Linked DNA regions of Homo sapiens: region 2 is linked to region 1. Evidence: read pairs that join two places in POLR2A ChIA-PET (ENCODE). Cell type or tissue: B cell. All regions are shown on one strand. Each heading gives the region's core, and the rest is flanking DNA. Links, peaks and the distances in the headings are about the cores only. Region 1 holds the start of CT47C1 (cancer/testis antigen family 47 member C1). Region 2 has its middle 62 kb from the start of LINC01285.

What was found. ChIA-PET counts read pairs that join two places held together with the same protein. Peaks named below come from ENCODE experiments on the same cell type or tissue, not always from the same donor. Only the 100,000 strongest peaks of a DNase experiment are listed, where the experiment ranks them.
Region 2: POLR2A ChIA-PET joins it to region 1 with 10 read pairs; 2 of 35 experiments call an interaction of 5 or more read pairs at or near these places.

What each region holds. Positions count from the first base shown.
Region 1 is chrX:119,067,017-119,082,800 of GRCh38, forward strand. CT47C1 (cancer/testis antigen family 47 member C1) reads left to right here and starts at 5,977. Exons shown (of 3, transcript NM_001396132.1): 1 at 5,977-7,062; 2 at 7,944-8,096; 3 at 9,217-9,749. The coding sequence starts at 6,210. The coding sequence ends at 8,065. It overlaps KIAA1210, which reads right to left. Exons shown (of 12, transcript NM_001394962.1): 12 at 11,619-14,488. The coding sequence ends at 14,313. In B cell, for the core only: no CTCF peak of the experiment used is centred there; a DNase peak (open chromatin) is centred at 4,565.
Region 2 is chrX:118,893,582-118,909,365 of GRCh38, forward strand. No RefSeq gene overlaps it. Among named protein-coding and RNA genes, the nearest start is that of LINC01285, 62 kb to the left of the region's middle. In B cell, for the core only: no CTCF peak of the experiment used is centred there; no DNase peak of the experiment used is centred there.

The sequences.
Region 1 (15,784 bases), core at 3,357-11,356:
ACAGATGTCCTTATTGTGAATCTGGAAGGGCACAGAAAAGAAACCAAAACTTAAACATTTCTGGAGGCACTGCCTGGGCCACCCTCCTGGAATGAGAAGATCTGAGGTCAGAGTAGCTAAAAAAAAAAAAAAAAAAAAATCCTTCTATAAATTATGCCTTCTCTTGGAGCGAAGTGCGACCTCTACTCTGAAACAGAGTCATACAGCACCACTCAGTGGCAGTCTCTCGGTAGTGCACCGAGAGTGTCTGCAGCAGCCACCCGGACCCAATGAATCAGAACCTTGAAAGACAGAGGAGAGGCGGTTATGTTATTTTATTTAATCCCCACGAGGTTTTGATGTGATGCCACATTTGAGAATTTCAGGCCAAACTTGTGCTTTCTCTATGATATGAAGACTTTTTAATTTAATCCCCATGAGATTCTGATGTGCTGCCACATTTGAGAATTTCTGGCCACACTTGTGGTTTCTCTATGACATGAAGGCTTTTTCTGATGCCAATCAGTGTGGCAGGAGGCACCTGGGCAAAGCAGAACCTAGACCCTCTCTTTGCTCTTTGCATTCTCTTCTCAGGAGTTTCCTTCTTTCTCATCAACTATCACTTCTCAGTGCATGATTATGTATTAGGTGCTGTGGTGATATAGCATGGCACAAGACAAACAAGATGTCTGTTCTCATGGAGCTTACAGGGAGAAAGACAGCAAATCTATACTTACAGATGGTGATAGGTTCTATGAAGGTAGTAGACAGATATGGCAGTGAGACAGAAAATAACTGAGGTCAGAGAAGGCCTCTTTGAGGAGTTGACATTGAAGCCAAGACTTGAAGGTTGAGAAGAAGCCAGCCATGGGAAGAGTAGAAGCAAGGTCTTGCACACCAAGGAGCACAGCTTGGCAAGAGGACTGCAGGCTAGATTTCGGCCCACCCTACACCTCAGCTGGATACCTTTGTGTAGAGAACAATCTGCACGATCTTACATGAGAGTAGGGGGTAAGGGGATTGTTCCAGCAGATGGAATTTCATGTGTAGGCAAGAACATGTATTCTAGAAATTATGAGAACAGTGCCAGGAAAAGACTAGATCACAAAGGGTCTTATGGGGTAAGATAAGGAGTTTGTATCTTATTTAATTCACAAGAAGCCAGTGAAGGTTTTTAAACAGGATGACTGAAAGATATGAATTATATTCTTTAAAAAACTCTCTAGTTGTGCAGAGAATCCACTGGAAGGGGAAAAACCAGTTAGGAGGCTATTGAGTAGTCAAATCAGAAATGCTAAAGGTTTGCATTAGAATGAGAGTATTAATAGTTGAAGAGATGAGAAGTGGACAGATTTGAGAGACGTTTAGGAGGTAAGCCGACAGATGGAATGGATGTAGAAAAGAATTAAAGAGGGCAACCAGGTTTCCGATGAAAGCATCTTGGTGGGTAGAAGTGCCATTTCCTAAGAGGAAAGAACAAGCAGAGAGGAGGAGCAAATCCAGAATGACATTTTAGCTACTTCAAGTTGGAGAGATCTGTGAGATACTCAAGTGGAGATGCCAAGTCAAATTTGTTATAAACTTGGAAGAGGGGTTTGAGACACAGATATCAATTTGGAAATTATAATCATTGGGTTATCTTCAAGGCCTTGAAACAAAGATTAGATCACTGAGGGAAGGGAGTATAGAAAGGCAAAGTCCCAGAACAGAGCCCAGAGAAACTCTAGTTTGGGGGAATGAGGTAAAGAGTGGCCAAAGAGGAGAAAACTCAGAAAACTGTAATGCCACAGAAATCCTGAAAGGGGCTGTTTAAGGAAGAGTAATGTGGGTAGCTGCTGCTGAAGGATCAAGAAAACTGAGAATAGAAAGAGACTGATGGCTTTGACCACATGGTGGTCATTGCAGACCATAGTCGGAGCAAGGGCACCAAACTGGAAAAATAAGAAGTGGTGGTCAGAGTGTGGAATTCTTAAGATTTTTTAATCTTGAGATTTTGGGAGTGATGTATATTTTCATTAAGAAAGGTCTAGGATCCTTGGCATGGTCCTGAGAGTAAGTGGATGAGGTAGGGTAGATGGCAAATTATTGGAAATGTAGAAGCTGAGAAACAGAAACGTTTGTGTGTTCAATGGCAAAATTGTCAAAGATTTAGGGTGGAGGGAAAGTGTAGTGAAACTGTGGTTGCCAAGCAGTCTTGAGCGTGCTCATGACCACAAATTTTTAGTGAATTTAGTCAACCAACTTTCAATATTTTTATCTGCTTCATTTAGTGGCAAGGAAAAAGTAATATAGTGCAATTCAACTAGAGTTTGGGGTTTTGCCTAGTAGATATGATAGACAGCTAAGAGGAGAAAGGGAATGGAGTGAGTGAGTAGGTATCAGTTTCCTATTGCTGCTGTAACAAATCACCACAAACTTTGTGGCTTAAAATACAGACTTAAAATATTAGAGTTGCAGAGGTCAGAAGTGTCATTGAGCTGAAATCAAGGTGTGGGCAGAGCTGTATTCCTTCTGGAGACTCTAGAGGAGAATCTGTTTCTTTGACTTTTCCAGCTTCTACAGCCTGCCCACTTTCACTGGCTTATAGTTTCCTTCCTCCATCTTTAAAGCCAGCAACATCAGGCCAAGTCTTTCTCATGCTGCCATCTCTTTGGTTCTCTCTTCTAATTCCCTCTCCCACTTTTAAGGATGCTTGTGACTGCATTGGGCCTATCTGACTAATCCAGAATAATCTCCCTATCCTAAAGTCAACTGATTAGCAACACTAACTCCATCTGCAACCTTAATTCCCCTCTGCCAGGTAACCTAACAGACCCACAGGGTTCTGGGGATTAGGACATGGGCATCTTTGGGGAGGCCAGCATTCTGCCTGTGATAATAGCAACACATAATGGATGGAATTTAAACTGGGTAAGTAGGCAAATGAAGAAGATGGTAGGAAGGTAGAGTGAAAAAGTGGCTAGGTCAGCAGATTGGGGAAATAATCTGATGGGATTGAAACATTGTAGCAGTAGAGAAGAAATTTTCTAAATGGTGCCATTTCTGGTAATGGAAAAGGCTAGTGTAGGACCATGGGGGTAAGTATCTGATGTAAGTTTGTAGAAAAGATCAGATGAGGAGGTCACGGAAGTGGAATTCCAGGTCATGGGATAAGTCATCCCTGTGGATGTTAAAGTCACGAAGAATGATGAACAAACTTCAGTGTAGGAAAGAAGACTGATGATGCAAGAAAGGCATAAACCCCACAAGCTAGATAAGCCTGTAAGTGAAAAGGAGCCTGTGGTGGTGCAGACTTGCCCAGAATCAGAAGGATGGAGCCCTGACATGCAACTCCACTCCCAGGGGCTGAGCTCAAAGTTACAGAGTCTGTGCAATGACCCCCTTGGGATGTGGAAGTCAAAGTCAAATCCCAAGAGAGACCAGCATTCCAGACTGTCCCTCGCCCCTCCCGTGGCTTCCATGAGAAGCAGGAAGTGCTGGGCTTGAGGACCGTGGGCTCTACCTGGCCTGGAAGGAGATGGCACTCCTGTGCCAGAGTAGGCACAAAGTAGGCACCCGCAGCCTACTCTGGCTGTGACACAGTAGACTAGGAGGCAAGCAAGGGACCAAGTCACTCCCTGTATGTCAAGGGTGGGGGAAGGGTCTCCCATGAGGGGTGAGATCCCTCATTGTCCCCAGCCTCACAGCAGAATCACACTAGGTTGCAAGAGCAGAAATCTCACAAGAGGCCAGGGAGACGATCCCAAGAGAGAAAGGAAGAGGGGATAGCAAGGCCCTTTGCAGACAGTCAAGCCCTAGGCAGATAGAAGAGAAAAACACCATTCATGGTGATAGTGATTCCAAAGCCGTTTGATTCATTTAGCAAACATTTATCAAACACCGACCTGGTGCAGAGCCCTGTGGCAGGCACCGTGGGTGTTAACAAACTTGAGACAGGCCTGGACATTCACCCTAAAGGGCCTGTGCTTTCTTGGAGGAGCTAAACCATGTCCACACATACCACTGTCATTAAGGATAGTGTCTGGTGAGGGTGGTGGGGTACAGATATAGAAAAGTAGGCTGCCTGGAGGCGGTGAGTTTTGAGCCAGGCTGTAAAGGAGATCTTTGGGCTGGTCTTCCAGGGGTGTTCCCTGTCATCCCAACATTAAGTGGAAACCTCTGAGGGTTGTTGTGGCTTTAGGTCTCTCCCACTGGCCCACCTTGACCTTGATGGTGGGTCTGCAAATGGAAAGGACTTGGCCACTTCTGTTGACTGACAGAGGGAGGTGGGGTGGGGAAAGAGAGCACCTTTCCCTAAGAAAATCTGAAATCCTGGGTTGTGCCAACTACCTGGCTTGGCAAAGATCAGATGTCATGGGTGGGATAGCTGGAGATAAAGGAAAGGTAGCAACTACACACCAGAGATAAGGGAATGTGACATCCTGGATGGGTCTACATCTGCAGACAACAGGCTCAGGCAGATAACCAAGGCTATGGAGATTGTTCCACGGACTTCTGGCTCACATACTTGCCATGAAGAGAGCCCCAATGCGGGAGCTAGGAGGACACTCTCCCTCAGTTTCACTTCAGGTAGTTTCACTTCACTTATTGAAAGCACATCTGCTCAGCTTTTTCCTTTCTCTTCTGTTTGCTGGTGCTAACTAGTTTCCCCTCCCAGGGACTTGAAAACAACTGGTAAGATAGCTTACTGCCACTGCAACAGAACCATCTCCTCCAGGATCTGCCTCACTCCTTGACAACAACTTGCTCCATAACAAGCCCAGTGCCCAGTTCTATCTCCCTGCAGAAAGAAGCAGCTACTGCTGTGTACTTTTTGCCCTAGAGACTACAAGATTGACAGCAGTCATCACATTGTGTTTCACACTCACTGATAAGTGGACAAGGCAACTAAAGAGGAAATGATTTAGTATAAACTGGAGTCTCTGCAAATATAGGAACGTTGACACTCTATGCAGCTGGGAAAGCTCAGCTTCCAGAGGTCTTAGCTAACCTCCACCCCAAAGAGGGGCACAGGAACGATGGGGGAAGAGGCACTAGGATGTAAACCATGAGCAGTCTGTCATCTTTGGATTTCATCAGTCAAACAAGCAAGAGGTACAAATGACAGTTGTAAGGAGGCATGGCATTGGTACATGTAACGCACTCAATAAATTTGGTAAATGAATAAATAAATGGTTTAATGAATAAGGTTGATCATTTTAGGTAGGAGGTGAAGAAGATCAGAGGGCACTGACCAGGCAAATACAGAAAATAATGGTGGTACAGGCTGGGCGCAGTGGCTCACGCCTGTAATCCCAGCACTTTGGGAGGCCGAGGCGGGCGGATCACGAGGTCAGGAGATTGAGACCAACCTGGCTAACACAGTGAAACCCCATCTCTACTAAAAATACAAAAAAATTAGCCGGGCATGGTGGCGGGCGCCTGTAGTCCCAGCTACTCAAGAGGCTGAGGCAGGAGAATGGTGTGAACCCGGGAGGTGGAGCTTGCAATGAGCCGAGATCATGCCACTGCACTCCAGCCTGGGCGACAAAGTGAGACTCTGTCTCAAAAAAAACAAAATGGTGGTACAAAGAGGAGTATGTGTCCTATGGAAGGCAGGAAACCTACTTAGTGATAGTAATTACATAATAGTCTTGATATTGCTTCTGGACCTTGCAGAACCTAAAATGTTTCGTCTCTGCCCTTTACAGAAGAAGTTTCCCCAATCCAGGGTGCCTCCACATTGGATCACTATAGTGCTGCTAATAATCGTAAAATTAAAAGGACAGGACTTGTGTGGACCTAAAGGCTAGCCCTGGACACTAAGGCCTCAAAGAAAAGATAGAGTTCTGGATTCTGAGTTGTCCTAGAGCTTAAGGGCCTTGATATTCATTGGATGCAGAGCATGTCAATCTGATGTTTTCAGCAAATGAGCTTAGAGCTCACTGAGAGCCCCTCCTTGACCCTTCCTGTCCCGCCCCCTGTCACTTACCAACCCGAATCTTTCCCGCCTTGTCTAAGTCCTCTCAGGCCAACCTCAGCGGGAGGCTCCTGGGATCGGCTCCCTGCCCTTCCCACCTTAGGGTGTCCTCAGAGACAGACTTTTATTCCCTCAGTAAGGAGACAGACTCTTATTCTCTCAGCAGCCCAGCCCCTCACCTCCCCTCAGCCACAGCCACATCAGTGGCCACCGTCTTCACCGTTGTCACCTCAGCCTAGTCGCCACTCCAGTTGAGGCACTGACTGGCGTCATGTCTGCCACAGGGGATCAAGACCTGATCCAAGAGGACCAGGAGGCTCCAGTGAACCAGGAGGGAGCGCAGGCCGAGGCCGTAGGTGACCGGGAGGGCGGTGACTCTGGCCCCGACAGTGGCAACACTGTGGCCGGAGTCGCAGGGCCCATGAGAGGCCTCGGGGAGGAGGAGGGTGAGCAGGCGGCAGGCTTGGCCGCAGCCCCCGGGGGTGGGAACGCCGAGGAAGACTCAGAGATCAGGATAGTAGTGGAGATGGTGGAGGAGGAGGAGGATGAGGAGGAGGAAGAGGAGGAGGAGGAGGAAGAGAGGAACGAGGCGGACAACTTCGACTTGGTCGCGGCCGCCCGTCGCTACCCCATAAGAGGCTTTCGCATGGAGTTTCTGGACATGGTCCACTCCCTTCTCCTCCGCATCTATCACAACGACCACATCCTGATCAGGATGCGTGGCGGCCGCCTGATGCGGAGGCGCCGCACTGCGGCGCCCAGTGGCTCAGAAGAGCCCCGGCTGTTGCTGGTGCATGAGAGGCTGGGCGTGGGGGCCGCGGGTCCTGAGGGCGAGGGCCTGGGCCTGCTCCAGGAGGCCGCGTTGGTCCCAGAGCCTGAGGTGCCAGCAGACCTGGCCGAGATGGCCAGGGAGCCTGCAGAAGAGCCCGCAGAGGAGGCCTCAGAGAAGCCCACAGAGGAGGCCGCAGAAGAGCCCGCAGAGGAGGCCTCAGAGAAGCCCACAGAGGAGGCCGCAGAGGAGGAGCTCGCAGAGGAGGCCGCAGAGGAACCGGCCAAAGAGGAACCGGCTGCAGAGGAGGAGTCCGCAGAGGAACCGGCCACAGAGGAGGCTGCTGCCCCTGAGGGTGAGGAACAGGCTATCTGCAGTGGCGGGGAGACAGGGACCCGTGCACCCAAGGGTTCCAGGCAGGGCCGCGGTGTGCGCACAGCTGGTGAAGCAGGTGGTGAAGTGGGGGTCGGGCCTCGGGTGGTGAAGTGGGGGTCAGGGCCCTCCTGAAACTTAAGGCCAAATGTGTACCAATGAGTCGAAGCCCAATTCTCTAACGACATCTATGATTTTTGAGAAAACATGCCGCCCTCTACCAACCTGTGTTTGATAGAAGATCTGAGATCATCAATGCCATTTGGGGGGCCCACAGATGAATGGCCAGGTAGATAGGGGTTCAGGAGGGAGCTCGGCAGGAAACAAGGGACAACGGAAAGAAAAGAACAGGCAAATGGCAGGCATCCTTTTTTGTTCATGGCTTTTCAAAGTGTAAAGATTCTTAGAAAGTTGATCCCCAAATGATGAAGTGATACAGGGGCCCTTGGTAAAAATGAAACATTCAGGGGGGTGAGGAACCAATGAGCTTCACCATAGAATTTGTCTTTTGAGGCAACAAATATTTTCCCAGCAAAGTTCTGATCAAAACACTTAGAATGAGATCAGACACCATGATTCTGATCTCTTCTCCAAAGAACTAGAAATAATCGGCAGCTTTGGGTGGGAGATTTACTGGAAAAAAGGGAAATAGTGTCACTGTGGAAATGATCAAGCAGCAGCAACGTGAGGGCCATGGCACTGTTGTGAAAACCAGTAGGAAGGTGCCCAGCTATTCCTTTCTTAGTTAAGTCTATCCTCCTGCTTCTCCTGAGGGTGGAGTACTGGGTGCCGCTGCTGGTTATAAATTGGGCTATATTTTCTGTGAATGTCTGGTCCCAACATCTGTATTATTCTTCGCTAAAGAAGTCACTAAATATCAGCATGAAAAGTGGGATGAAGAGGCCCAAGATGCTGCAGGCAAGGAAGAGAAAGAAGAGAAAGAGAAGGATGCTGAAAACAAGGTGAAGAACTCCAAAGGGACCTAGACGCAGCAGAGGGGAAGCTGAGAAAATCCAGGTATCGGTGTATAGCTTTGAGAATCACTCAACTATTCCTGGCATTTACCTGTTGCTGACAGTTTTATTTTAAAATAAAATTCCCAGTAAATTAATTAAGAAAAGGTTTTAGTTTAAAAATTCAATTTAGCTTACTTAAAATGTTACTAGAATATTCATGTACGTAGTAATATGAACTGCAGTGTGTTCTGAAATACACTTCATGGCTACTCATTTGTTCATGTTGAGGTCTTTTGTCCTCTAGCTGCAGGACTACTAACAAGTGGCAAATGTATCAGACCTACTACCTAAGATCAATATTTGTGTAGAAAACAGTTGCCAGACGCAGCATCTAACTTGCTTGGGCCACACATTGGTTGGGACTTCATTACTTAGCCACAGAAATGCAGGCTCCCATAGTAACTAGGAGACAACTCAATGCCTTTTACAAAGTGACTACTAACAAATAGCAAAAAGCTAAGAATTTCAAGTAGGACCACATTTAATGACTAATACCTAAATATTTGTTTAGCTATATATCTTTGTATTTTATGTGACAAATGAAAAGAATGTGTGTAATTAAGTCTTAAGGCATATCTGTCTTTGAGTATATTTAAATGGTTAACATTTTTTCTTTTTTCTTTTTTTTTTTTTTTGCATTTTCACAGCTGTATTATTTCATAACAGCTTCTTTCCCATATGGTAGATATGGAAACCAAGGGTCTGGGAGAGTAAGGGAGTATCATTTGTGGAACTAGCACAGGCTGTTAAAGCTTGAGAGATTTATTTAAATCCCAGAATTGCCTCTCATGTAAAAACAACAACAAGAAGCTTTTCTGGTGCTAGGGAGACAAGGTTGGTGTGATCATTTGGCTGTAACCATCAGTTTCACAAGCACCCTGATATCCAAGCTTGCGAGTTACAAAAGGAAAAGGTGTTCTTCTCTACTTGTTTAAGATATAGCACACAAATGTTGCAGATATACACAGAGCTGGCCATTTTCTTCTATTTAGAAAGTCACTGGTGCTGGCTAACGTACCATTGTTTATTTTTTTCTCATTTCATTCTGTAGTTGGGAAGAATAGAAAGAAGATGAAGAAAGAAGACTCTGTTGTTCATTGTTTTTATTTTATTTTATTCAGATGCCTGTGAGAATTTTAACACATATCATTCCAAAGTTCATTACCTTAAAAGTGATATCTAGTGACATCTAACTTTTATCTTTCACAAATGTATTTGACAGTGTTTGTTCAAGTTAGAAATAAAAGTTTGTTTTAAATGAATAAATTGAAACATGGGGAGATTTTTCAATAAATAATTCTGACTCAAATCTCTCTTTTACCTCTTTGTTTTGGCCCACCATACCTTCATTGAAAGGTATTACTTTCCACCATTTAGTAAGACTGTTTTAAATTCTTTTACTGCAGCCAAAAGTCAATTAAAATGTCAAGTTTAAAACCATTTTTGCAAAGAGAGAGATGGGGCTCAAGTCTTTAGAGCTGTACTGTCTACTACCTTAGTCACTAGTAACGTTGTGGCTGCTGAGCACTTGTAATATGGCTAGTCTGTTTGATATGTGCTGTAAGTGTGAAAATAATATTGCATATCTTACTAATGATTTTCATACTGATTACATGTTGAGATGATAATACTTGAATTAAAATGAAATGTTAAAGTTTTTGTTGGTTTCTTTTTATTTTCAAATGTGGCTACTAGAACATTTAGAATTACCCATGTAGATCACATTACATGTCTATTGGACAATACTGCTCTAGAGCATGGTTTTGAAGAAAACTTCATGGATGGCCCAGGTTGCCTGGAAGCCACATGGTATTGCTGAGCTTGGGCCCAGACTTTGATTTGGAGCAGTGGTTCTCAAAGTTTGGTCCCCAAACAGCATCATCAGCATTACCTGGGAATTCTCAGACTCCACCCAAGACCTACGGAATCCGAAAATCTGGGGTGGGGTCAGCAATCTGTGTTTTAACAGGCCCCCCAGGGGCTTCTGATGAACACTAAGGTTTGAGAACCAGTGGTTTCAAGCAACAGAGGAAGAAGCCGAGCACCTCCTGTCGAGCCAGGGTTAATTCACTGGCTCGGGGCTGTTTCAGGTAAACTGAAAGGGACAGCAAGGGATGGGCTGGGGAGGAGACTAGAATTCACAGGGGCTGAGGCCTAGAGAGGAAAAATGCATAAAGGAAAAAGTCGGGTCCAAAAGGATACAAACATGATACCATGCATATGACTTCTAAGAAAACATACAAATGATCACCATAAATTGATTATGGGTACATATAGAGAGACTAAAAGATGTGCTTGTAAGAGATGCATACAAGTGTAGCATACAGAAAGGTGTGCATTCGAAAGAAGCACATTTGAGATGGTGGTTACCTCTCAGGGAAAGAAAGGGAGGGGCATTCTAGCAGAGAAGGCTCCACAGCAGGCATCAACTATATTTGTAATGTTACATTTCTTAAGCTGAATAGTAGATATATTGATGTTTATAGTAACATTTTCTACAATTTTGTGTAGGTCTGAAATATTTCTAAAGCAGGAGGAGGAAGGGGAGCAGTTCTTCCCACACCACTGGGGCAGGACTTACAGGAGTCTGAGAATTCTAGAACCCAACCTGGCCTTTGAGGTCATTATGAAGGTACATTTGTCATGGAAGGAGATAAACCATTAAATAAAACATGCTGTATTCGTTTATTTAAACATTTCAAATATTTAGACATATGGTATGTGGATCCCAAGTTGAACTCTTGTTCTAAACCCTGAAAATGTTACAGGTGAGCCAGGCTCATTATCTGGCCTATAACCCCTTTCCCTTCCTCCCTCCATGCCACTTTGTTACCTGAGCACAGTAGGGCCCCTTGCTTCTGAAAAGCGCTTGTTGCAGTAGCCCATCTTGCTATCGGACTTGGACTTTGTCCCTGACCCAGGCTACAGTGCAACCACCAATCACCTTGTCTCTTCTGCTCGTCCCCCAACCACACCCCCTCTTTATTCTCCAGGTGTCCAAACGTAAAACCTCTTCAGTGGCCCTTCTCCCCCATACCAAATATCAATGCTCACCTGAAAGCCATCAGCTTGGTCAGGCACACCTGCGTGGACGCCCCTTATTCTCAGCACCACCTTTTAAGAACATTTTACTTTGGCCGGGCGCAGTGGCTCACGCCTGTAATCCCAGCACTTTGGGAGGCCGTTAGACGAGCAGATCACAAGGTCAGGAGATTGAGACCATCCTGGCTAACACGGTGAAACCCCATCTCTACTAAAACTACAAAAAAAATTAACCGGGCTTGGTGGCGGGCGCCTGTAGTCCCAGCTACTCGGGAGGCTGAGGCAGGAGAAAGGCGTGAACCTGCGAGTTGGAGCTTGCAGTAAGCCGAGATCGCGCCACTGCACTCCAGCCTGGGCGACAGAGTGAGACTCCGTCTCAAAAAAAAAGAACGTTTTACTTCTCTGACAACCTTCAGCTCTGAGTTGTCAATATCCTATTTGATTTCCCGCCCCATGTCACAGACAGAGATGGACTACAGAATAGGCTTTATTGAATTTATTTGCTTTGCATATATCTTAAATCAAAAAAGTTAAAGAAGTAGAAAAGTTGTCAGAATATGCCTTTAGGCATTTAAAAAGAACTTAATCTCTTCATTTAAAAACAGAACTTTGTTGTTAACTGTGGAAAAGAAATTGTTATTGGAGAGTTCTCAGAGTGAGAATAGCTGAATACAGGTTCACTGTGAAAAAAAGGAAGGGAGGTGTAACAGCTGTGTTGTTAACTGTGGAAAAGAAATTGTTATTGGAGAGTTCTCAGAGTGACAATAACTGAATACAGGTTCACTGTAAAAAAGGGAAGGGAGGTGTAACAGCTAATCTACCAGGAGTACCCAGATAAAGGGCATCTACCTTAATATATTGTTCACTATGGGAATACAAAGGAAATAAAATTCACTCAATCAAAATAGCATTATCAAAATGGCAAAGGCACAGTATCAGGAAAAATAGATGTTATATAGAGAAAATGCAAAATTTAGCATGTAATTGTACTGTGTCACATTATACCAGCATCAACAAAACCCAGCACCAAGTGTTTAGCTCTGACACCTCACTACCTCTCTGGATTTTTTTGCATGGGGCAGCACCCCACTCAGAATATAAAGGCACAGTCAGATGTCCAGGCCTGCATTTCTGTTTAAGCAAAGCAGCACAGTGTAACAGAGGCAGACACAGTGATAACTACTCAGAAGTCACTTCTGGGTCTCCTAGAAAAATGAGCTAGGTTTACTGCCCAGACATCCAAAGGGAGCTCTCCCTTAGTGTTTGGTGGGTTTGGGGGATGGAATGAAGAGAAAGACAGAGAAAGGAAGATTTAACTAACTTCTAGTGAACCTAGATGAGATTCTAGGGTGGTCTGCATCTCAGAAAGCCAGCCAATTAAGGAACTGGCTCTGGGGGTAAAGGTGCCTACATCTTCATCCTCAGCCGAGGAGTTATTAATGGAGGCTGTGCTACAAAAGAAAAAGACCGTGTGGCAAGATGGGAAGGGAGGCATCAACATTTGCTGGGCCACTTGCCCCCTCCCCTCACAGCTGACCATCCCTCTCATCCTCTTTCTCACTCTCCCTTTTTGGTCTTCCCTCTTCTCCGTGGCTGGGGGATGAGTGGGTCACTGGAAGGTAGGGTCTCTCCAGCCTAGTAACTTTTGAGGTGTGTGCCTCTAGGAATGAGAGGGGAAAAGCTGATTTACTCACTTAAAGCTTCCAGGTAGCGGAAAGTTCATTTCTCTGTGGCTTTGGGATTGCACTCTTGCTTTGGGCTAAAACCTTGTGAAGCAAAGACAGCTGAGGGGAAAGGACAAGAAGCTACATGGAGTTCTCCACCTTAATGCTGGAACCAGAGAGGAAGGAGCTCCAGTGGCTCCAGATGTGCATCAAGGCAGTAAGCTTGCCATCTGCCTGATGGAAAGTACAGCTTTTGGCATCTGTAGAACTCTAATTTCAATAGGGTCTTCAGTGCTTAACAGGATATATGTGATAGGCAGTGATTTCTGTGCGATCAGAGAGGGTCACAGTAGTATTGGGACAAGAAGCAAAACATTGATGGACTAACCCTCCAGAGGAGTAAGATAATTCCCAAGAAGCATTCTGCGTCATAGGGAGGTGCTCGCTACAGCCAGGCCTGTGACAGGTCGACGTGGGGTATGTCCAAAGAGGGAGCTTTGTGTAAGTGCTCTGCATGTTACTATCACCCAAGGAGAAAGCATCAGGGGCCCCCAGGGACACAGGGAAGATGTTTCAAGGGGTGATAGGCTGATTGGAGAACTGGCTGTGCAGAAATTTTCTTGGAGACCCAGAATTTTCACTTCCACCGCCTCTTTTAGGATCCCTTGCAAAGCTTAGAGCAACAACCAAATAATTGCGGCATCTATCTAGGCTCATAAAACCTAAAGGCCAATCTTTAGGTCAAATCATCTGAATGTTTCCATTAGAATTACTTTATTTGGTTGAGGGAAATGACAATTTTCTAGTTGCTCCAACAAAATGTTTTTGCTTTCTCCCTTCTAAAGCACATTGTCCAAAGTTAAAGATTTTGCAATTTTACAGCAGTGCAAATGTTTTCGATAGTTTTAATAGAGGAAATGCTGGGTTTCTGGGTGCTGGCAGTGACTACGTGGAAGGTTAAGCATTCATGGCATTTATTTCATTCAAATAATTATGTTTTAATTTGCATTTCTAAGGCTATTTTGCTTAATAAATTCTTATTTTGCTTAATAAATTCTTAGTTTGCTTAATACTTATTTTGCTTAATACAAGTGGTCACAGTAAAAAGATCACTACATAGAATTAATACAGCTATTAGCAATTATCATTTAAAACGCTGATGCTTGGCCGGGCGCGGTGGCTCACGCCTGTAATCCCAGCTTTTGGGAGGCTGAGGCGGGCGGATCACGAGGTCAGGAGATCAAGACCATCCTGGCCAACATGGTGAAACCCCGTCTCTACTAAAAATACGAAAACAAAATTAGCCGGGCGTGATGGCGGGCGCCTGTAGTCCCAGCTAGTCGGGAGACTGAGGCGGGAGAGTGGCGTGAACCCGGGAGGCGGAGCTTGCAGTGAGCGGAGATCGCGCCACTGCACTCCAATCTGGGTAACAGAGCGAGACTCTGTCTCAAAAAAAAAAAAAAAAAAAAAAACTAAATAAAATAAATGCTGATGCTCCACACAAGAGCTCTTTATTGCGTGATTTCTGCCATGTGGCTCCATGCTTTGGCTTTCTTCCTGGCCAGTGAGAACCAGACAGGCTCAATTGGCTCAACTGGGTTCTGGAACTTGGCTGGGAGAGTTGAAGATCGTTTGGTTTCTTTTTCCATGGCAGGAACTTGCAGTATCTTCTGAGCTTCAAATCCAACTGGAACCACAGCAAATAACACACAAGCAATAAGGAACCCCAGCGATATTGGGGTATGTTGTTTATGGAATGCCATATAATGTTTCCTCCTTTCAGGTTTCCTCTGATCCCCCTGCTCTAGTGCTTTCTAAACTCTTCTCCCTTTGGTGCCAGACTTCTAAAAGTTAGGACCTGTGTGATGCCATGGGTAGTATGTCAAAGGGGTAAAATCAACTTGGCTATGGCCACAGGGCCCTGGGCATGGGAAGGCCTGGGAGGTAATACCTATGGCTGTAACTGCCAATCTTCAGGTGGTTATTACTGGATTGTCTTACATCTTTGAACTGAGACCAGAGGGAAACATATTGTATCTACTTAGTTTCTAAAATTTCAGATAAGGTAATGTTATTTGTGTTTGCCAATCCACGATTTCATGTGAAATGAATTGATTGATGACTTAATAGATGCACCCAGTAAAAGTTGATGATAAATAATATTGTACCAACCCAACTACCCCAGCCAAGGAGACTACCTCCCTATTCCTAATTCCACTCCCTCCCTCATCCTGCTTATGGTCAATTGACTTAGTGACTTAGAATCAACCAGTGGTTCTCAATCCTGGCTACACATTAGAATCACCTAGGGCTCTTTTAAAAACACCAAAGCCCATGCCGTTTCCTGAAGCAAATGAATTAGAATCTCTAAGGATGGAGCCAGGACCATCTGTAATTTTTTAAAAAGCTCACCAGGTGATTCTGATGCACAGTGACAGTTGTGATTCACTTGATAGGAGTATAGTGCCCATGAGGCCATTAAAAGCTGTGAGCAAGTCAACTGCTGCTATTTCATGGCCAGAAAATGGGTTCCTGAATTCCTGGTCTAATTTCTTCATGAGCGGGATTAAGGGAGAGGACAAAGATGGTTCAATAAAAATCCATCATCCACTCCCCTGCTCCTGCTGAAAAAATTCTCTCTAGCACACAATTCTTTCTGGTGAGATCACATTCTATTATATCCCAGCAGAGTATTCCTCTCAGCTGTCAACATTTCCTCACCACTTACACATCCCTGCTCAGAATACAGAGAAGCTTAAACAAGCCTTCTAAATAATTAAAAACAATTGAATACCATTGGGCCTTTAGAGTGAATTATTTTCAACAGTTTCATTGGAGATGTAGAAAGTGAGAAAATACCGCTTTGCTATGAACTGGAAAGTGACTTGGTACTTTCCTCTTGCATACCCAGCCAGAAGAATGTTTCAGTGAGTGACCACAGTTTTGTGCCTAGACAGCTTCTTTGATGAGGCAAAAGACTGGA
Region 2 (15,784 bases), core at 2,650-10,649, 170 kb before region 1:
AATAAACAGCCCAATGGCAACCCTTCCTTGCAGTGAGTACTTACTGTGTGCCAAACACTGAACTAGATCTCTTTGTGATCATCCATTCATGGAATCCTCACAGCAGCCCTCCACTAAGGGCATTTTTGAGATCTCAGGTTTAATTGGGTTAAAGTTCCCTCAGTAGACACCTGGGGTATCTACCAGCCTACAAGGACCTGTGCCGGGTACAGGTATAGGTGATACTGTGATGACACCCTTCATAGACACATGTGACTAGAGCTCACAGCAGGTGGGGGCAAGCAAGTTCCTGGGATAGAACAACATGGGGGTCCCAAGGAACAAGTGGCCACATTCTGGGAGTGTTTGGGAAGATTTCCCCTTGGCAGGGTATTTAACTTGGGCCTCCAGATACCAGTGAAAGCATGGGCTTTGGCATCAGGAAGACTTGGATTCAAGTCCTGACTCCTTTGCTTCTTGGCAATGGGACCTTGGTTAAATAACTTAACCTAAAAAAAAAAATTTAACCTGACTGAGCCTCAGTTTCCTCATCTGTAAAATGGGTATAAGTATTGCTATAATCATTGTTGGGTTGTTGTGAGGAAGAAATGGGAAGATGCTCAGAGCAGCCCTAGGCAGGGATAGTCTGTGCCTCTTTACTTGAAGGCCCCTTCTGACACACCTTCTTCCAGGAATCCTTTGATCTCTTCTTCCTTCAAATTCATACATAATCAGGCATTTTATACATGATTAAAACACCTGTTCACATTTTCTAAAGAACCAAATGAAAATTACAGAACTGAAAAATAGATTTTTAAAAATTGCTGGATAGGATCAATTATAGAGCAGAGATGGCAGAGGACAAAATCAGTAAACTTGTTTATAGATCAATAGAATTTACCCAGCCTGAACAACAGAGAGAAAATAGACTGAAAAAAAAGATAGGGCCTCAGGGACCTGTTAGAAATAACAAAAGATCCAACATTCATATAATCAGATTCCCAGAAGGATACCAAAACCAAAGACAGTACAAAGCAAGAAAACTATAGATGAATGAATATCTTTCATGGACTTAGACACAGAAACTGCCGCAAAATAATAGCCAAATGAACCCAACAATGTAGAAAAGAATTATACTCTGGGATTTATTCCCATGTATGCATAGTTCAATATTTTAAAGTTAATCAATGTAATCCACCATATCAGCAGACTAAAATCATTTAACCATATCAACTGGCACAGAAAAAGCATTTGATGATAACATTCAAACTTTTTTTTTTTTTTGAGACAGGGTCTCGCTTTGTTACGCAGGCTGGAGTGCAGTGGCACAAACATGGTTCACTGCAGCCTCAACCTCCTGGGCCCAAGTGATCCTCCCTCCTCAGTCCCCCAGTAGCTGGTACTGTAGGTGTGTGCCATCATGCCTGGCTAATTTTTTGTATTTTTTTGTAGAGACAAGGTTCCACTGTGTTGTCCAGGTTTGTCTCGAACTCCTGAGCTCAGGCAATCTGCCCACCTCAGCCTCCCAAAATTGCTGGGATTACAGGCATGAGCCACCACACCCAGCTTAAAGTTCAACATTTATTCATGATTAAAAACTCTCAGTACACTAGGCATAGAGGAAAACTTCCTTAATCTCATAAAGAACATCTGCAAAAAACCTACAACTAACATTATACTTAATGGTGAAAGACTGAGTTCTTTCTCAAGTCAGAACAAGGCAAGCATGTTTGTTTCCACTATTTTTTTTTTTTTCAGGTGGAGTCTCACTCTGTTGCCCAGGCTGGAGTGCAGTGGCACGATCTCAGCTCACTGCAACCTCTGCCTCCTGGGTTCAAGTGATTCTTGTGCCTCAGCCTCCCAAGTAGCTGGGACTACAGGGGCCCACCACCACGTGCAGCTAATTTTTGTATTTTTAGTAGAGACGGGGTTTCGCCATGTTGGCCAGGCTGGTCTCAAACTTGTGACCTCAGGTTATCCACCCACCTTGGCCTCCCAGAGTGCTACAGTCATGAACAACCGTGCCTGGCTGTTCTCACTACTTCTATTCAATATCGTATTGTAAGTTCTATCCAGTACAATGGCAAGAAAGGGGGAAAAATAGCTCTAGCACAACAAGAAAAGGAAATAAAAGGTACATGGATTGGAAAGGATCAAGTGAAACTGTGTTGATTCTCAAAAGACTTAATTGTCTACATAGAAAATCACAGGGAATCTTTTTTTTTTAAAAAAAATAAAACAAAAAAACCTCGTAGAACTATTCACTGAATTCAGTAAGGTCATATGATACCAGATAAACACACAAAAATCAATCACATATATATACTAACAATGTGGAAATCTAAATAAAGAACACAATGCCATTCATCCTTGTGCCAAAGAGCAAGTATAAATTTAACAAAACATGAAAGGATCTGTATGTTGGAAATTATAAAACACTGAGGAAAGAACTCAAAGAAGACCTTAATAATTGCAGAGACATACTGTGTGGGTTAAAAGACAACATAGTAAAGATATCAATTATCCCCAAATTGATCTATAGGCTAATGAAATTCCTATCAAAATCTCAGCAAGGATCTTTATAGACATAGAAAAGCTTCTTCTAAAATTTACATGGAAAGGCAAAGGACCTAGAGTAGCTAAAGTGATTTTTATAAAGAATAAATTGGAGGGAATCACTCTTCCCAATATAAAGGGTTACCATATATGGCTATAGTAATCAAGATACTGTGGTACACGGATATAGACAGTGGAAATGATAGATCATTGCAGACTTGGAAGAGTGAGGGGTGGAAGGGAGGAGGATGATGAGAAATTGGCTAATGGGTACAATATATGTTATTCATGTGATGGATACACTCAAAGCCCTAACTAACTTGGCCTCTGTGCAATCTATGCATATGATAAAATTGCACATGTACCCCAATATTGTACAAATAAAAAGAAAAAAAAGAGAGTATGGTAATGACAGAGAGTAGACACATAGATCAGTGGAACAAAAAACCCAGAAATATAGCAATGCAAACTTGCTCAAACGATTTTTGACAAAGGTATAAAAGCAACTTAAGGAAGGATAGCGTTTTCAACAAACAGTTCAGGAGAATTGACATCCATAGGCCAAAAAAGTGAACTTTTACCTAAACATCCCACCTTATACAAAAATAACTCAAAATGGATCACAGACTTAAATGTAAAGCATACAACTATAAAACATTTTAGAGAAAAAACAAAACCACAGGAGAAAATCTTCATGATTTAGGGCCTAGCAAAGTGTTCTTAGGTTTGACACTGTCTAGGGGTTATCCATGTAAGAAAAACTACATTAAATTGGGCTTCATAAAAAATTAAAAGCTTTGATCTATGAAAGGTCCTATTAAGAGAATGAAAAGACAAGCTATAGACTGAGAGAAAATATTTGCAAGCTACATACCCAACAAAGAACTCGTATCTAGGATATATAAAGAACTTTTGGGCCAGGCATAGTGGCTCACGCCTGTAATCCCAGCACTTTGGGAGGCCAAGGCAGTTGGATCACTGGAACCCAGGGGTTGGCGACCAGCCTGGGCAACATGGCAAGACCACCTCTCTACAAAAAAAAAATATATAAAAATTAGCTGGGTGTGGTGGCGCGTGCCTGTAGTCCCAGCTACTCGGGAGACTGAGGCAGGAGAATTGCTTGAGCCCAGGAGGTCGAGGCAGGAGGTACCACCACACTCCAGCCTGGGAGATAGAGCAAAACCCTGCCTCTGGGGTGGGGATAGATTAACACACCCTATTTTGATTTCCTAGTGCTGTCTCCTGGTATGAAGATTTATATAGCAAAGGCTTGGTTTTTTCATTAAAGTGATGTTCAATTAAACTTGGTTACTGAGAATTTCCAGAAGGCAAACAATTCTTCTTTGGATTACCAGAGGCCCTAAGGTGCTACATACTCAGGTTTGGGAAGTCATTCTTCTTTGTAACTATCCAGCCTGGTAGCCAGATGGCCAATGAGTTTCATGCCTGCACAATGAGCCAGAAAATGTTCAAGGCCCCAATTTTTTTGTTTTTATCTTTTTTTAAAAAATTAAACTTTCTATTTTGAGATGACTGTAGGTTCACATGCAATTGTCAGAAACGGCACATTGAGATATTATGTACCCTTTATCCAGTTTTTCTCAGTGGTGACATCTTATTTACTGTACTATAGTATCACAACCAGGACGTTGCTACAACCTATTACTCTTGTCCAGATTTCCCAAGTTTTACCTGTAATCATTTGTTTCTGTTTATGTGTTCTATGTATTTCATTATATGCATTTTAAAAAAAAATAACAGATCTTTTTCACTAGAAGTTTTATGCAGTTGTAGCACTTGTAGTTCATGTATCCACCAACACAGTACAGAAACGTACTTTCACCACAAGGAATCTTTTGTAGCCATGCCTATCTCTTTTTTTTTTTTTTTTTTTGAGATGGAGTTTCAACCTTGTCATCCGGGCTTGAGTGCAGTGGTGCAATCTTGGCTAACTGCAACCTCTGCCTCCCAGGTTCAAGCAATTCTCCTGCCTCAGCCTCCTGAGTAGCTGGGATTACAGGCACCTGCCACCAAGACCAGCTAATTTTTGTATTTTTAGTAGAGACAGGGTTTCACATGTTGGCCAGGCTGGTCTCAAACTCCTGATCTCAGGTGATCCACTCCCTCGGCCTCCCAAAGTGCTGGGATTACAGGCATGAGCCACCGCACTGGGCTGCCATGCCTACCTCCTATATGCTCCATTCCCTAATGCCTGGTACCCACTAATCTGTTCCCTATCTCTATATTTTTGTCAAGAGTGTTATGTAAATAATCATACAGTTTATAACCTTTTAAGATTGGCTTTTTTTCACTAAGCAAAATTCCCAGGAGTTCATTCAAGTTATTGCATGAACCAATACCTGATTTCTTTTTTTTTTCTTTTTTGAGACAGTCTCATTCTGTCACCCAAGCTGGAGTGCAGTGATGTGATCACGGCTCACTGCAGCTTTGAACTCACTCAAGCGATCCTCCTACCTCAGCCTTCTGATTAGCTGGGACTACAAGCATGTGCTACCACACCCAGCTAATTTTTAATTTTTTTGTAGAGACAGTGTCTCACTATGTTGCCCAGGCTGATCTTGAACCCCTGGGCTCAAGCAATCCTCCTTCCTCAGCCTCCCAAAGTGCTTGGATTATAAGCTTGAGCCACTGTGTCTGGCCCCTGATTTCTTGTTATTGCTGCATAGTATTCCATGGCATGGATGAATTATAATTTGTTTAATCATTAATCTGTTGAAGAATGCCAACAATGTATGAATGATACAGTTTTTCTGCTTATTTGCCAGCATGTGTGTTGTTAACTGTTTTTTAATTTTAGCTATTCTGATAGGTGTTTAGTGATATCTCATTGTGATTTTAATTTGCATTTCCCTTATGGCTAATGATGTTGATTGAGCATCTTTGTCGTGTGTTTGCAATCTATATATCCTTTTTGGTGAAATATCTATTCATATATTTTGCTCATTTTCTAATCGGATTGTTTGAGTTTTGAGAGGCTTTTTTTTGGGACGGGGTCAATTTTGTATTGCTATAAAGAAATACCTGAGGCTGGGTAATTTACAAGAAAAGAGATTTAATTGGCTTATGGTTCTGCAGGCTGTACAGGAAGCATAGTGGCATCTACTTCTGGGGAGGCCTCAGGAAGCTTCCAATCATGTTGGAAGGCAAAGCAGGAGCCGGCACATCACATGGTGAGAATGGGGTGGCCAGGGCAGAGAGAGGGAAGTGTGTATGTGTGTGGAGAGACAGAGAGAGAGAGAAGAGAGCGCCACCACACACTTTTAAATGACCAGATCTCATGTGAACTCAGAGTGAGAGCCCACTTATCACCAAGGGGGTGGCCCAAGCCATTCACGAGGGATCTGTCCCCATGATCCAAACACCTCCCACCAGGCCCCACCTCTAACACTGGGGATTAGATTTCAACATGAGATTTGGGTGAGGACAAATATACAAACTCTATCAGTTATACTGCATAGTTGATGAAGTCTGGGCTTTTAGTGTACCCATCACCCGAATTGTATACATTGTATCCAATAGGTACTTTCTCATCCTTCACCAACCTCCCACCCTCCTACCTTTTGGAGTCTTCTCCAATGTGTATTATTCCACCCTCATTATAGAGTTTTGAAACCAGAAATCAGCATCTTGGGCTGCCTGAACTATTCTTAGATCACTTCTCTCACCAATTGGGGAAACTTACAGGACAGAAGAAGCCAGCTGACTTCTGTACATGTATATGGTTCTTGCCCAGGAGCCTCCATGTGATTCTAGAGCCAGTCCTACACACACACACACACACACACACACACACACACACACACAATAGGTACAACTGCCTCAGGAAGTCATGTTTTAAGGAATTCTTAAACTGCCCTCCTGAGTACCCCCAAATGTCTCTTGCTAAAGTTTAATCATGTCTGAACTTTCCAGCATCAGAATCATCTGTCTGGACTGAGGAATTCCAGAAGACCTCCCTAAAAATGCAGATGCGTCACTTATGAGGATATTCCATGATGAAGTTCGGCCCTGTGGGATTAGAATGATACCTTTTGATTTGAGATGTGTGAGAGGTCTGAAATGGTGCTCAATGCTAAGAAATAGGAACTCCAGCTTACATTAAGAGGTGGGACAGGGAATGACCCTGCCCAGCCAGGTGTCAGCAGGAGATGCTGGGACTCAGAGAGGTGGGCCAGAAGGGGAGGAAAGAGCCAAAGGAGGAGTGGGGGCATGCTGAGTACAAACTTTGCCTATTTCATAAATATGCCTGGATCATGCCCTGGTGGGCCCCACTATTGAGTTGGGTAGCTAGATGCTTGTTGGCTTCTGCCTTATCTACCTACCAGAAAAACACTAAGTAAAAGCTTTGAAATTCAATTCAATAAAAAAGAGTTTATGAATCCAGTGTACTTAGCCAAAATGAGGGATAAGGATGACTTCTGGTTGCAGGAGGGCTTTATTCTTTGTTTAGTTTCCTCTTCTTTTGTGCTTCCCCTTTCTCCTCAAAGGCAAGCCATCACGGAGGTCCTAAGGAACTCAATTGTCAAGTATTGAACACTGCCAGTTTCTATAAGGAAGGGAGTCAGTCTGAGGTAGGAGGATTTAACCTGGAGCTGAAGGCAATAGGACAATCTTTGCACACTGCATCCAGAAGTAAGCATCCCTTCTGGCCCGACACGGTGGCTCATGCCTGTAATCCCAGCACTTTGGGGGGCCGAGGCGGGCAGATCACTTGAGGTCAGGCGTTCGAGACCAGCCTGGCTAACATGGCGAAACCTTGTCTCTAGGAAAAATACAAAAATTACCCGGGCATGGTGGTGTGCACCTGTAATGAGGCGCTTGAACCCAGGAGGCAGAGGTTGCAGTGAGCTGAGATTGTGCCACTGCACTCCAGCCTGGGCAACAGTGCGAGAATACGTCTTAAAAAAAAAAAGTAAGCTTCCCTTCTGCCTGGGGTTAACCAGGGCCATGGTCTTTTTCACCTTTTTTTTTTTTTTTTTTTTTTTTTAAGACAAGTCTTGCTCTTGTCGCCCAGGCTGGAGTGCAGTGGCACAATCTCGGCTCACTGCAACCTCTGCCTCCTGGGTCCAAGCAATTTTCCTGCCTCAGCCTCCTGAGTAGCTGGGATTACAGGTGCCTGCCACCATGCCCAGCTAATTTTTGTATTTTTAGTAGAGACGGGGTTTCACCATGTTGGCCAGGCTGGTCTCAAACTCCTGACCTCAGGTGATCTGCCTGCCTCGGCCTCCCAAAGTGTTGGGATTACAGGTGTGAGCCACCACACCCATCACCAGTGTTATTTTATAGCTCCCCTCCCAACTACAGACATATACAACTAATGAAGTAAGGGTGTGTATGTCCAGCAACACAGCTAATTTCTGTCAATTGGCCAATGCTCAACAATTGACAAATTAGTAGACTGTGCTTGAGTTGACACTTTTACAATCCAGTGCTTCATAAAACAGATGGCTGCTTGTTTTATTCATATATAAGTGGCTCTTAGTGCATCAAAAGGATGTTTAAAACAACAAAAGAACAATCAAAAGCACAATTTGTCACCTCGATTCTTAACAGATTCAAGCCGTATAATGATACGAGCCTTTGGTTAAACAAGCAAAATGACAGATTGCCAGCAGAGGTATTGAGGCAGGCACAGTCCCATTCCTGATGGGTTCTGGCCATGACACCTGTACACCAAGCAGGTGTGTTTACGTGTGCCCCAGGAAGTGGGAGATCTGAGCATTAGGATATTCCAGACCTCTTCACATTAGTAGTCATAAAGGAAGTGCAATTTGAGGAAGAGCAGAAATAAAATACACTCAGGAAGCTAGTAAGGCATTCTGAGACCCAAATGAGAACGGGAAAGAAATGCATCTTTAGTGCTGATGCAGTCAGGAGCCTTTCATGTTGAGCCTTTCACAAATGAGGTGTGAACATTTTCAACTGAGGTAACAACCTCTCCTCCATTTTTGTTGATCTAATTTTCCATTTCAGTTGCTCCTTCTCTGTACCCAGCCCCACTGTGGGACTGCACGCTAATTATCTCATGGTGGTTATACCATCTGCTGAAAAAGCTGGCAGCTGGGCAATCACCGTCTTCCAAAATTGTGGCCTCCCTCTACCTGCCCTGGTACAAAAAACAGAAGGCAGTGTGTTGACCCCTGTACCCTGCTCCAGGGACTGCATCAGCTTCACAGATTGGAACAGAAACCTAGAACTTAACCCGTTCTCCAAGCTGGAGCCTCCTGTGGGGTTCCGTACTGAGGTTTTGGGACTCAGCCTATGTCTACACATTGCCTAGGTGGTGGACCCGATGACACGGTCAATATGGTGAAAGTAATTGAGAAGAGTACCAGACGTGTGGTTTGTGATCCAAGGTCTGAGGTAAAGGAACTAGTTAATTTCTTGGCCACTGCTTTTACCTCTATCAGTAGCCACCTGGGTACACATGATAGCTGTTTGGTCACAAGAGTGTGAGAGAGTATGGATGATTCAGAATAATCTCATCCTCAATGCTAGCAAAAGAACTGAAAGGACATGGCTTATTCATAGATCAGTTGTACCATCTTTTCATAGAAAGGACAGCACAGGCTGAGCATAGTGGTTCACGGCTATAATCCCAGAACTCTGGGAGGCTAAGGCAGGAGGATTGCCTGATGCCAGGAGTTCAAGACCAGCCTTGGCAATATAGCAGTTGCCATTTATTAAAAAATGATTAAAAATAGCGAGGTGTATGGCCAGGCACGGTGGCTAACACTTGTAATCCCAGCACTTTGGGAGGCTGAGACGGGCAGATCATCTGAAGTCAGGATTTCAAGACCAGCCTGGCCAAAGTGGCGAAACCCTGTCTCTACTAAAAATACAAAAATTATCTGGGTGTGGTGGTCCACACCTATAATCCCAGCTACTCGGGAGGCTGAGGCAGCAGAATCACTTGAACCTGGGAGGTGGAGTTTGCAGTTGGCCGAGATCACGCCATTGCACTCCAGCCTAGCGACACAGTGAGACTCCATCTAAAAAAAAAAAAAAAAAAAAAAAAAAGTCAGATATGGTGATGCATACCTGTGTCCCAACTACTTGGGAGGCTGAAGCAGGAGGATCCGTTGCGCCCAGGAGTTTGAGGTTGCAGTGAGCTGAGATCATGCCTTTGCACTCCAGCCTGGGTGGCAAAGCAAGACTCTATCTCAAAAAAAGAAACAATAAAAAAGAAAGGCGACGTGATCTTTATTCACACCCCCTCTCTAAAAGTATTCTTAAACTTCAGAATAGAAGCAAGGAACTTAGGTGTTACACTGGAAAATCATTCCAAGCTGGCAGTAAGGAAGAAGGTGAGCAGGGCACACTGTCTCTAGACTAATTTCCCTCCAAAAAGCTTTGAAGGTTTGGTAAGAATAGTTGATGAGTTGAGAACAGTAGTTATACACCCTTTCTTTTACATATATCAAAACATTCTAGGCTGGGCACGGTGGCAGTGGCTCAGAGCTGTAATCCCAGTACTTTGGGAAGCCAAGGTGGGCAGATCACCTGAGCTCAGGAGCTTGAGACCAGTCTGGGGGGCAACATGGAAAAACCCTGTCTCTACGAAAAATACAAAAATTAGGCTGGGCACGGTGGCTCACGCCTGTAATCCCAGCACTTTGGGAGGCCGAGGTGGGCGGATCACGAGGTCAGGAGTTTGAGACCAGCCTGACCAAAATGATGAAACCCCATCTCTACTAAAAATACAAAAATTAGCCAGGTGTGGTGGCACGCGCCTGTAATCTCATCTACTCAGGAGGTTGAGGCAGAATCATTTGAATCTGGGAGGTGAAGGTTGCAGTGAGCCAAGGTTGCACCACTGCACTCCAGCCTGGGCGACAGAGCAAGACTCCGTCTCAAAAAAAAAAAAAAAAATTAGCCATGTGTGGTGGTGCACATCTGTAGTCCCAGCTACTTGGGAGGCTGAAGCAGGAGAATCACTTGGGCCTAGAGGCTGAGACAGGAGAATCACTTGGGCCTGGGATGCGGAGGTTGCAGTGAGCCGAGATCATGCCACTGTACTCCAGTTTGAGCAGCAGAGCAAGACCTTGTCTCAAAAAAAAAAAATCTCTTAACATTTTATGACAACTGTGAGAGAGGTAATGAAGAGAGAACAATATTCACTATCTCCTCAAAAATTAGCAGGGTTGAGGAGTAAACCTTGATTTTATCAGGAAAAAAAGTGGTTTGTTTCCCTCTTTTGAGCCATTGATTTGCTCTCAAGGGGACACACCCTTACTGTTGTACAGCTGAGCACTGATATTAATAGCAAGAGGTCAATCACATTTTCCCCTATAACTCTCACTTCCTTTTACTTACCATATTTTGTGACTGGGTTTTTGGGGTTTTCTTCTATTGTCATGACCTTGAAAAGAATATAGTCAGCTTCTACCCATTTGTATTAATGTAGGAGAGCAGTGATACAGCTACAAGAAAAGTGTAGATAAACCAAATGTCAAAGAATCATAGGCTGCTCCAATTTCTATGGCTGGAAGAGCCATAGAAATAACAGAAGCCAGTTCATCACTTTTATGTTTGGAGAAATAGAAACCCAGAGAGAGAAGGTGGCAAATCTCATGACTCCTGTTCCTGTTCTCTTTCCAGAATATGATATATGACTTTATTGCCACACACTTTCCTTTCTAATTATGATTTGTAAAGGTTATCAGTTGGCATTCCTGGGACATGTAGCCAATTTGGTGTTAAAAAAATAGATCCAGAGCCATACAAATGGTAGGGAAATGTAGGCCCAAATTAAACATTAATCCTGAACAATCAGATCCAGAGTCGACTCTAGCTTTCATTGTTAAGTGCTGGCTTTCTCCTAGGTTCTGTCCTTGGCCCTCTTTTCTTCTATTTAGAGTAGCTCTACATCCAGGGTTGGTCTATCTGGCAAACGTAAGACTAAGTCTGAATTAGCCCCTCCTGCCCCCTGGCAACTTCCATCATATTCTTTGCCTTTATAAATTTATGAATTTGATTATCTTCTATTCCAAAGAGGAGTGAGATCATGCAGCTTCTCTCTTCTGTGTCTTGTTTATTTCACTTAGTATAATGTTTCCAGCTCCATCCATGTTGTCGAAAATGGCAGAATTTCCTTCTTCTTCTTTTTCCTCTTCCTCCCCTTCCCCTTCCCCTTCTTCTTCTTCTCCTTCTTCTTCTTCTTCTTCTTCTTCTTCTTCTTCCTCTTCCTCTTCCTCTTCCTCTTCTTCTTCTTCCTCTTCCTCTTCCTCTTCTTCTTCTTCTTCTTCTTCTCCTCCTCCTCCTCCTCCTCCTCCTCCTCCTCCTCCTCCTCCTCCTCCTCCTCCTCCTTCTTCTTCTTCTTCTTCTTCTTCTTCTTCTTCTTCTTCTTCTTCTTCTTCTTCTTCTTCTTCTTCTTCTTCTCCCTCTTCTCCTTCTTCTTCTTCGACAGTGTCTCGCTCTGCAGCCTCAGTCTCCTGGGCTCAAGTGATCCTCCTGCCTCAGCCTCCCGAGTAGCTGGGACTATAGGTGTGTACCACCACACCTGGCTAATTTTTTGATTTTTTATAGACACAAGGTCTCATTATGTTGCCCAGGCTGATCTCAAACTCCTGAGCTCAAGCAGTACTCCTAGCTCAGCCTCCCAAAGTGCCGGATTGCAGGTGTGAGCCACTGCACCCAGCCTTTCCTTCTTTTTTGAGGTTGAATAATATTCCATTATATATCTATACACCACATTTTCTTTATCCATTCATTCTGCCACTGCACCCAGCCTTTCCTTCTTTTTTGAGGCTGAATAATATTCCATTATATATCTATGCACCACAGTTTCTTTATCCATTCATTCATCAAAGGACATTTAGGTTTTTTCTACACCTTGGCTACTGTGAATAATGCGGCAGTGAACATGGAAATGTAGCTATCTCGTCAAGATGCTGATTTCATTTCCTTTGGGTGTATACCCAGAAGCAGGATTGCTGGATCATATGGTAGTTTTGTTTTTAATTTTTTGAGGAACCTTCATACTATTTTCCATAATGACTGTACTAATATACATTTTTGCCAGCAGTGTACAAGAGTTCTCTTTTTTCCACATCCTCACCAACACATAACTTTTCTCTTTTTGATAGTAGCCATTCGTTCTAACAGGTGTGAGGTGACATCTCATTGTGGTTTTGATTTTCCTTTCCCTGATTAGAGATATTGAGAATCATTTAATATACCTATTAGCAATTTTAATTTCTTTTCTTGAGAAGTGTCTATTTAGGTCCTTTGCCCACTTTTTAATTGGCTTATTTGTGTTTTTGGCATTGAGCTATACAGGTTCCTTATATATTTTGGGTATTAATCCCTTATTGGATATATAGTTTGCAAATATTTTCTCCCATTCTGTATGTTGCCTTTGCATTTTGTTGATTGTTTCCTTTGCTGTGCAGAAGATTTTTAGTTTGATGAAGACTCGCTTGTCTATTTTTCTTTTGTTGCCTGTGCTTTTGCTGTCATATCAAAAAGTCATTGCCAAGACCAATGTCAAAAAGGCTTTTCTCTGTTTTCTTCTAGAGTTTTGTGGTTTCAGATCTTATGTTTAAGCAATCCATTTTGAGTTGATTTGGTATATGGTGTGAGCTAGGGGTCTTAGTCTTTTTCTGATGCTGTAACAGAATACCAAAGATTGGATAATTTATAAACAATAGTTTATTTGACTCATGGTCTGGAAGCTGGGAAGTCAAAGAGCATGGCACCTGCATCTGGCAATGGCCCTCGTGCTCTATTATCTCATGGCAGAAGGGCAAGACAGAAAATAAGGGGACTGAACTCCCACAATAACTACATACTCCATTGATAGCAGCATTAATCAATCCATGAAGTTGAAGCCCTTATGTCCTAATCATCTCTTAAGATCCCACTTCTTAATACTCTGACAATGGCAATTAAATTTCAACATGAGTTTTGGAGGGAACATTCAAATTATAGCAGGGTCCAATTTCATTCTTCTGCATGTGAATATCCAGTTTCCCCAACACCGTTTGTTGAAGAGACTGTCTTTTCCTCATTGTGTATTCTTGGCACCCTTGTTGAAGATCCGTTAACCATAAATGAATGGGTTTATTTCTGGGCCCTCTATTCTGTTCCATTGGTCTATATGTCTGTTTTTCTGTCATTACTATACTGTTTTGATTGCTATAGCTGTGTAATATAATTTGAAGTCAGGGAGTATGATGCTTCTAGCTTCTTGTATGATTGCTTTGGCTATTTGGTGTCCTATACGAATTTTAGGATTCCTTTTCCTATTTCTGTAAAAAATAATTGGGATTTTGGTAGGGATTGCATTGAATCTGTAGATTGCTTTGGCTAGTATGGACATTTTAACAATATTAATTCTGCCAGTCTGTGAACAGGGGATGTCTTTCCATTTGTTTGTGTGTTTTAAAATTTCCTCCATCAATGTTTTATAATTTCTAGTATACAAATTTTTCACCTCTTTGGCTAAATTAATTCCTAAGGATTTTATTCTTTTTGTTGCTAATATAAATGGGATTTTTTTAAATTTGCATTTCAGATAGTTTGTTGTTAGTTTATGGAAATAACATTAATTTTTTAACTTTTATTTTAGGTCCAGGAGTATATGTGCAGATTTCTTATTTAGGCAAATTGTGTGTGGTGGGCATTTGGTGTACAGATTATTTTGTCGCCTAGGTAATAAGCATAGTACCTAATAGGTAGGTTTTTGATCCTCACCTTCCTCCCACCCTCCATTTTCTTTTTTTTTTTATGAACATGGAATATGTCTCCATTTATTTGGTTTTTCTTTTTTTTTAAATTATACTTTAAGTTCTAGGGTACATGTGCACAACGTGCAGGTTTGTTACACATGTATACATGTGCCATGTTACCTAATGTAAATGACGAGTTAATGGGTCCACCCTCCATTTTCAAATAGGCTCTAGTGTCTGTTGTTCTCTTCTTTGTGTCCATGTGCACTCCATGTTTAGCTCACACTTATAAGTGAGGACATGCGGTATTTGGTTTTCTCTTCCTGCATTAGTTTGCTTAGGATAATGGCCTTCAGCTCCATTCACGTTGCTGCAAAGGACATGATTTTGGGTTTTTTGTTTTTGTTTTTGTTTTGTTTTGTTTTTGAGACAGGGTTTCACTCTCGTCACCCAGGCTGGAGTGCAATGGTGCAATCTCAGCTCACTGCAAACTTCACCTCCCGGGTTCAAGCGATTCTCCCACCTCAGCTTCCCGAGTAGCAGGGATTACAGGTGCCCGCCACCGCACCTGGCTAATTTTTGTATTTTTAGTATAGACAGGGTTTCACCATGTTGGCCAGACTGGTCTTGAACTCCTGACCTCAGGTGATCTGCCCGCCTTGGCCTCCCAAAGTGCTGGGATTAGAGGCATGAACTACCACGCCTAGCTAATCTCTCTCTCTCTCTTTTTTTTTTAAATGGAGTCTCCCTCTGTTGCCCAGGCTAAAGTGCAGTGGCGTGATCTCAGCTCACTGCAACCTCCGCCTCCTGGGTTCAAGTGATTCTCCTGTCTCAGCCTCCCGAGTAGCTGGGACTACAGGCGTGTGCTACCATGCCTGGCTAGGTTTGTTTTTTTGTTTTTTTTTTTTTTTTTTTTTTTTTTTTTTTTGAGACAGAGTCTAGCTCTGTCACCCAGGCTGGAGTGCAGTGGTGCAATCTCGGCTCACTGCAAGCTCCGCCTCCCGGGTTCACGCCATTCTCCTGCCTCAGCCTCCAGAGCAGGTAGGACTACAGGCGCCTGCCACCACGCCCGGCTAATTTTTTTGCATTTTTAGTAGAGACAGGGTTTCACCGTTTTAGCCAGGATGGTCTTGATCTCCTGACCTCGTGATCTGCCCACCTCGGCCTCCCAAAGTGCTGGGAATACAGGCGTGAGCCACCGTGCCCGGCCTGCCTGGCTAGTTTTTTGTATTTTTAGTAGAGACGGGGTTTCACCATGTTAGCCAGGATAGTCTTGATCTCCTGACCTCGATCCGCCTGCCTCAGCCTCCCAAAGTGCTGGGATTACAGGCATGTGCCACCACGCCTGACCAGTCTTGTTCTTTTTACGGCTGTACCCCATAGTATATATGTACCACATTTTCCATGGTATATATGTACCATATTTTCTTTATCCATTCTACCATTGATGGGCATTTAGGTTGATTCCTCTTTTCTATTGTGAGTAGTGTTGCAGCGAACATACGTGAGAAATGACACTAATTTTTGCATATTGGTTCTGTATACTGTAACTTTAC